Regions from separate parts of the Homo sapiens genome. Here all the other regions are linked to region 1. A link is a loop called in an ENCODE intact Hi-C map of the cell type or tissue named here. Cell type or tissue: K562. All regions are shown on one strand.

Evidence for each region. Peaks named below come from ENCODE experiments on the same cell type or tissue, not always from the same donor. Only the 100,000 strongest peaks of a DNase experiment are listed, where the experiment ranks them.
Region 2: a loop joins it to region 1, with 5 times the contacts of the local background. A loop is called at or near these places in 2 of 110 quality-filtered maps.
Region 3: it touches region 1 in a loop (6-fold over the local background); 2 of 110 quality-filtered maps call a loop at or near these places.

Annotation. Positions count from the first base shown.
Region 1 is chr18:31,423,584-31,426,083 of GRCh38, forward strand. The region is part of intron 1 of DSG1-AS1 (DSG1 antisense RNA 1); the gene reads right to left. Among named protein-coding and RNA genes, the nearest start is that of DSG1-AS1, 2.2 kb to the right of the region's middle. In K562, a CTCF peak has its summit at 995; a DNase peak (open chromatin) is centred at 1,008.
Region 2 is chr18:31,625,456-31,627,955 of GRCh38, forward strand. B4GALT6 (beta-1,4-galactosyltransferase 6) reads right to left here. Exons shown (of 9, transcript NM_004775.5): 7 at 1,544-1,666; 8 at 828-929; 9 at 1-306. The coding sequence ends at 159. Among named protein-coding and RNA genes, the nearest start is that of TTR, 35 kb to the left of the region's middle. In K562, a CTCF peak has its summit at 1,130 (motif pointing left); no DNase peak of the experiment used is centred here.
Region 3 is chr18:31,976,360-31,978,859 of GRCh38, forward strand. No RefSeq gene overlaps it. Among named protein-coding and RNA genes, the nearest start is that of TRAPPC8, 34 kb to the left of the region's middle. In K562, a CTCF peak has its summit at 1,111 (motif pointing left); a DNase peak (open chromatin) is centred at 1,082.

The DNA of each region.
Region 1 (2,500 bases):
ACCATATGTAGAGAACATGAAACTAGATAGGAATTATTAAAAAAAAAAAAAAGAGTAAAAAACAAGTATTTACTAGTATGTGTCTAGCACTAGGCTAATTGTTTCTCAAAATTTTTCTTATTTAATGCATCTTATGATCTTTCTTTTATAGTTGAAGAAAATTGAAAAGAAAAACTATAAGGAAATCACCGTGAACCAATTCCAGTGCTCATTCATTTATTCATTAAATGTTTTTTGAGCATTTTCATTATTTGCATATGAGCTAAGGGCTAGGTATAGAAACGTGAATTAGGGTCCTTACCATCAAGGACCTCAGTCAGATTCAGGAAGAAGTAAAGGGTTGAAATACAGTATGAGATACAGTTATACAAGGGGGTATGAATGAGTGTTAAGGGAGAAGAGAAGAGGGGCCTAGCATTAATGAGCTGGGAAAGGCTTCCCATAAGAAATGAACTTTGAGCCAAGCCTGGAAGGAACCACAGGAAACAGCCAGATGAAGAAATGAGAAGAGCATTCCAGGCCAATAGGATGGAATTGGAGACAAGGAGAGAAACAGGGAAGATGGAGAAAGACTGGCTCCTCTGACAGCTGGAAGCAGCTGGTAACGCTGAAGAATAAAGGCAGATCATCACAAGACAGGAAGGAGTCAGAAACCTGGAAATCAATGACATGTTAAGGAATTTCCATTTTAATCTGAAAGTTAAATCTGAAAGAGAACCATTGAATATGCCTAAAGGAGAACAGTGAATTTGAAATCGCTCGTGAAGTTTGCCTTGGCATGCATAGGAGGAGAATGAAGCAGTTGATGAGAAGACCAGCAAGGAGTTGTTTCAATGAACCAAGGCAGTGAAGAAATAACATGCGTTCCATCTACACATCTTAACCCTTGGGATAACTGAATAATTAGCTGCCCACATCACAAAATCGTAGTATAATTGTGCATTTCACATCATCAGCAAATGGTGGTAACGAGTGATGCCGGCTATATCCCAAAGGTGGCGCTGTAACCTAAAAGCACGGAGCCCAGGAAATGCCCTGCAAACTCTAAGGGTCTCTCTGTAGGACTATGTGCTGAAGGAGCTGACTCAGACATAGTCCTCCACCTCAAGAAAAATATGCCTTCTACATTTATAAGGAATAGAAATAAAATGAAAAGAAAAACTCAGTGTTAAGATGTCAAGGTTTTTTTTTTTTTTTTGCTCTTAGTGCAGGATGATTATTTTCCCAGTATAAAATTAACATGTGCTCATTGTAGAAAATTTAGAAAATGTAAAAATATAAAAGAAAATGAAAATAATTTCCCATTACCCAGAGACAACAACTAACACCATGATAATTCTCCTCGACTAATGCTAACACAGCTCTACCCTTCAACTGATAGGTAAGGCCTAGAAACCCAAATCTGTGACTGAAATTTAGTCTTTCTCTAATACCCATATTCATTGCATACATTATTTTTTTAGTTGAGATTATCCTATATAAAAGCCTGTACCTGCATTTTACGCTTAATATTCTTCATAAAATAATTAAAGAGATATTTCATCCCATGAAATGACACTGAGGTTTCCTCTACTCCTTTAATATTATAAGTGATTGTGTGATTAATATCTTTGTGCATAGAGCTTAACATGCACTTTACATTATTTCCATTAGAATTGAAGTTTTGGGGTCAATGACTATGCACATGTTTTAAAATCTGTATATTACAACACACTGTTAACAAGACAGTCCTTGATGTTAGTGAAGACACCTTATACACCAAAGTACAATAATCATAGCTATAAATTTTTTTATATCTCTGGAGTTCTAGTTTTCCTCCCAGTTCTGAGTCTGTGAGTCCAATAGATATCATTATGAAACTTACATTTGTTTATAAGGATGCCAGCATTATAAAGGCATATTTAAATAGATAACCTCTGCTATCAGGGGTTAGGTTGTGCCAGTTGTTTTTGATGGCCATAAAACTTACTTGGTTTTTGGACTGAAGACAATATAGGCTTTGCTATCTACAATGTGTCCAGCCCCTATCTATATATAGTATAGTCCTAGAACCAAAGTTATAGGACATAATTTTCTAAGAAAGAACCATATTACATCTAACAATTTGAACACTGAAGAACTCTCTCCTCCAAGAAAATAGGCATGAGAAGGCCTGAACCACAATGCCACAACAGAATCTCCCAGGTATTACCTGTGGGCTGATTGATAGAACTCGGAAGACAGCTATCAATAAGTATCCTTAGATTTAAATACACGTTTTAGAGGAAAAAAATATTCCCAGCTTAGTCCTTCAGTGCAAATGAGAACAAGAAAAAAAGAAAAATATATATATTCCCAGCAAAGAGGACATGATCTGACATGATAATGGTGGATCTTATCCTGAGATGGCACTTATTACTTATCTTCATTCCTAATTTCAAACAACTGAAGATTTTTACACTGTCCAGAATACATTACACTATGACTAATCTTTCACAATTTGTGGATTTCATGTACTAGC
Region 2 (2,500 bases), 200 kb after region 1:
GTGACTGTATATAGTCCCACTCTGTAAACACTGTGGACTGCTGGCTCTTCTCAGAGAAAAGGGCACTGTGACACAGCCAATCACTGACCTCCACTAAGAGCGCGCTCCAAGTTTATGATCCAGCATTGTGGTCTACCTTGCCACGACAGCCACTTCTTTTAATAGTCTTCGATTGGAGCTAACTCTGGCATGAGGTTTACAGATATGTTTGTATACAACCTATCAACCAGTATTTTTGGCCTATATATTAAATTGTTCAGTCCATCGATGTACTGACGCTCCTTGGAATACCTTAGTAATTTATACCTATAGTTTTAGAGGAAAAAACAAAAAAGCAACAAAACATGTTCAAAAAGGAAAACTGATAAGGACTGTGTTCAAGGTCATCTTATAATTAAAGCACTTAATGCCCTTTACAATTTCTGGTTCTTGTGCATAATTTAAGAATCTCTAAACCATTATTCTAAATTAGCAATTTTACTACTCAAGAAATGCCACCTGAAAAAATTATTTTGCACTTTTACAATTAGACATCTTTAATAAATAAAACATTATGCTTTATGTTACGTAAATACTTTTACATAAATAGTTAACCGGGCTCTTTAACGTAAATATGTGTATTTATTAATGTATATATACGTATATCTCTTAAAAACAAGCATCAAAAATGCTTCCTTTTGTAAAGATTCCCTTCAGCAAAAAATACTTCCCTTCCATTATGAAAATTCCCTTCAGCAGCTTTTTTGGGGTTCAATGCATTTTTATTTACCTTTCATTTATTCAACAGCTTTGGAAACCTTGGTATCTGAAGATGACATTCAACTTACCGTCCTAAAAACTGGACTTCACCTCTATGGTGATGAGGAATTGACTTGTATTTTCCTAAGTCTCCCTCTGGTCTGGTTACATTATATCCAGCATAGTGAACTCTACAATGCCATATATGGAAATGAAAATATAGAGAAATAAAATATGAAAATGGGTTATGTGAGTTCAATTTTAAAACACAAAAGAATGCTCTAATCCAGGGTTCCCCAACCCCTGGGCCACAAACCAGTATAGGTCCATGGCCTGTTAAAAACTGGGCCGCACAGCAGGAGGTGAGCGATCATTACTGCTTGAGCTCCACCTCCTGTCGGATCAGCGAATGGCATTAGATTTTCAGAGGAACACAAACCCTATTGTAAACTGCACATGTGAGGGATCTAGGTTGTATGCTCCTTATGAGAATCTAATGCCTGATGATCTGAGGTGGAATGGTTTCCTCCCGAAACCATCCTCCTGGGTCCTTGGAAAAATTATCTTCCAGGAGACTGGTCCCTGGTGCCAAAAAAGTTGGGGACCGCTGCTCTAATTATATGCTGCCAATAATTTCAGAAAGCAGACTTAATGAAAAAAAAAGAGAAATATAAAACAGGGTTTAGAAACCTCAAACATATCCCATCCCAAAGAATGTTCTTGGAATGGATAAGTACTACAATTTACCTAATATAAATAAGATTTATAAAAATTCTATTAGTGAACAATTTGTACCTCAACATACCTGTTCCAAAGGTCATCATCTTCTCCTCCCCATCCCCAGAAGGCATTAGGAAAACCATTGATCTTTCTAAATTGTTCCACTGTCAGCCCACTTACACCACCAAAAAATTCTTTATATGGAAGACTAGAAAAGAAAGACACAGTATTCTAAAAATAAAATCATAATAATTTCCCATGTGAAATGAAGGTTTCAGCCTTTTATGTGCTTTGCAAAATATGCCCTTATATTCTATATAGACAATTATGTTAGAAAATGTAAAGTACACCAAGACATAAAACATTTTTATATTCTAGTGAAACAAGTACATGTACATGTGTTATGTTAAATGTAAAGCACTTATGGAAACCTAAATTTAATATTTAGTATACAAATAAGACTCAAAATAAAATCTGTAAGGCTCAAAACCCAGTGCCCCCAAATTGTATATTTTCACAGCAAAAGTAAACATGATTAAATATATTTATAATGGTCAATGCATGTCAGATGTTCCTAAACTAGTAACACTGAAAAAATTAACTGAATTATAAACGCATTATTTATTATATAGAGCAGGATAAATATCAATTACAAAAGACAATTCTAGCATTTAATTGTCTAGCTACCTACTTTTATAATGATCTTATCTGTTGGAATTATACTCTCAAAATATTCATGGATATTTACAAATATATTCATTTTCAATGCATTGATATTTACAGAAATAACTATTTTTGTTTGGATTTTATTTTCCTTACCCTTTCCTAACTCATACTCCAAGGAATGTGTCAAACGATGCAATGTTTTTAAACTTTTCTAAACTATATTTTTACTTAGCTAAACTGTGTGTTTAGGTATAGATTGGCTTTCTGACATTTAGGCAGCATCCCTAGACCTGCAATCCTGAATATATTCCCATGGACTGAAACACGCCCCTGGGGAGCAGATGCCAGAGCAGAGAAAACGTGACCATGCACAGCA
Region 3 (2,500 bases), 550 kb after region 1:
ATTTGATCTGCAAGGTTATTCCCTCGACTTTCAAAAGAAAGACCTTTTTGGTGTCCTGGGATATGGACAATAGCTGTCTCTTCTGGCAGCTGGAGGTTATCTAATACTTGAGTGATTAATTGCTTGTGGACAAGGTCTTGGCCTTTGCTATTGAGACCTCGTTCAGTCCAAATTTTCCACAGGTGTGAGCTACCCCGCCTCCAAGGCATACTTGGAATCAGTATAAATAGTCCCTTCCTGGTTTTGCAAGTGTTTCAAAGCCTGATTTAATGCAAACAATTCACAAGTTTGGGTGGACGAATTGTTAGCCAATCTTCCTGACTATATTTCTGCAAGAGCTTCCCCATCAACTACTGAATACCCATTATGTCTCTTTCCTTCAATTACCCAGGAAGGGCCATCTATAAATAAATGCTGTCCTGTTTTGAAAGGGGTCTCTCTTAAATTGGGCCTGACTTTTGTGTGATAATCAATTAAATCTAAACACTGATGCTCAGGTCCTTTTAGATTTGGATTTCCTGTTAGAAAACCTGCTGAGTTAAGTGAGTTATCAGTGGTTAGTGTTAAATCATCTCTTTCTAATAGGATAGCTTCATACGCTAAAATCCTTGAGTCAGTGAGCCACCATCCTGCTTTCTGGTTTAAAATAGCTCTAACTTGATGGAGTGTGCTTACAACCAAAATTCCCCCAAAAATTAGCTTTCTGCTTTCTTCAGTTAACAAAGCAGTGGCTGCAATAGATTGAACACATTCGGGCCATCCACAGGTTACGGGGTCTAAAACCTTTGATAGAAAGGCTACAGGTTGCCAGTGGCCCCCATGTTCTTGGGTAAGTACCCCTAAAGCTACCCCCTTGTTTACATTAACAAAGAGGTAAAATGGCTTTTCTAGGAGTTCCTGCTTAGTTTTAGGCAAAGTTAGGGATACAATTCCTTCAACTCGCTCAGGTCCTATCCTTCGTTTGTCCTTACTTATTAAGTGCCCTAAGTATTTAACTTCAGGCTCTACAAATTGGAGTTTTCCCTTTGAAACCTGTAAGCCTTTTTATCCGAAATGGTTAAGGAGGCCAATGGAGAGTAATTTCAGTGGGCCTTATCCTTTGGAGCCCCCTGCTGGAAGGTGGATAACATAATACTTGCTTTTTGTTTTTGCTTACGTATACTTTCTGAGCTTCCCTAAGGAGTTCATTCATGGGACGGTCTTTTCAATTCTCTATCTTTTGTCTTTAGCATTCCCTGCCCAAGGGGATCTTCATATTTTCCCAGTGAGCTGCATTGTTATTGTCCCACTGGGGGTCTTAGGCGGATAATTTTTGGTCTGCGGCGGGAACATTTTGATGTGAGAATGTTCGTGTTCCCAAATTACCATAGCAGCTCTACAGATTATTCTCCTTTCTTCCCCTGAAAAGAGGATGCCCATGATGGACATTAATTCAGCCCAAGTATATAATTGGAGTCCTAAAAATTGGTCAATTTTATCTGCCACTCCATAAGGGTCATCTAACAGTGGCTTGACTTTTTTTTCAAATTTCAAACTTCTGAGCTGGTTAAAGGGACATTCACAAAGCCAATGGCTCCCCCTCCTATGGGCACCTCTCTTAAGGGGAGGAATGTTGGAGCTGATTCCCTAGAGGTAGAGGGGAAAGGGAAGTTCTGAATATCCTTTTTACATTGCTCTACCTCACGTTGAAATCCTTTTAGGGAAGGGTACTTAGGAGCAGGCTCATGCAATGATAGTTCCCAAAAGTCAGGGTCATAAGGAGGAGGAACAACGTGAGTAAGGGAAGGATCTGGGGCAGTAGTGGCTGTCTGAGGGGGAGGGAAGTTAGGATCAGGGGCATTAAGCAGGGGAAGGTGGTCTACAGGATCCCATACTCTGGTGGACTGTTTGGAGGTAAGGACCCTATTCTTTTCTGAGGAGTTGGTTTCTGACTTACTTCCTGTAGTTTTTAGGGGATAAAGGAAGACTGGGGGTTTCCCATCCTGGAGATTTGACCTGAGGCCCAATCCCTCATCCTAGAGATTTCTTACCTTTCCTTTCTCTAAAGGCTCAACCCCCCTTACTGGAGATTTCTTGCCTTTCCTTTCTCTAAAGGCTCAACCTCCCTTACTGGAGATTTCTTGCCTTTATCCCGACCACCAAGGAAATACTGTGTCGCCCCCCACGACGTTTCTTACCTTGGTCTGTGCACAGAGTTACCTGGTTGCTGCAGTATGTGAGGATCCTTTCTGCCCACATTGCTGAGTGTCCAGATTTATTCATCACACCGGGTAGGGCCCAATTCCTTACCCTGAGGCCACCACAACAAGGCAGTGGGATGCTTCTCCTCATGGGAGGGGACTGAAGACCCTTTCCCAGAGGAGAATGGGAATCCCAGATGAGCCCGGGAAATAAGAGCTCGGAGTCACAAAGAAAATGAGCACTCAAATGAAGGATTTCTCAGCAAGGCAAATTTACCTCTGCAGAAGCGCTGCTCGTTCTTCTGGTCACTGCAAGAATA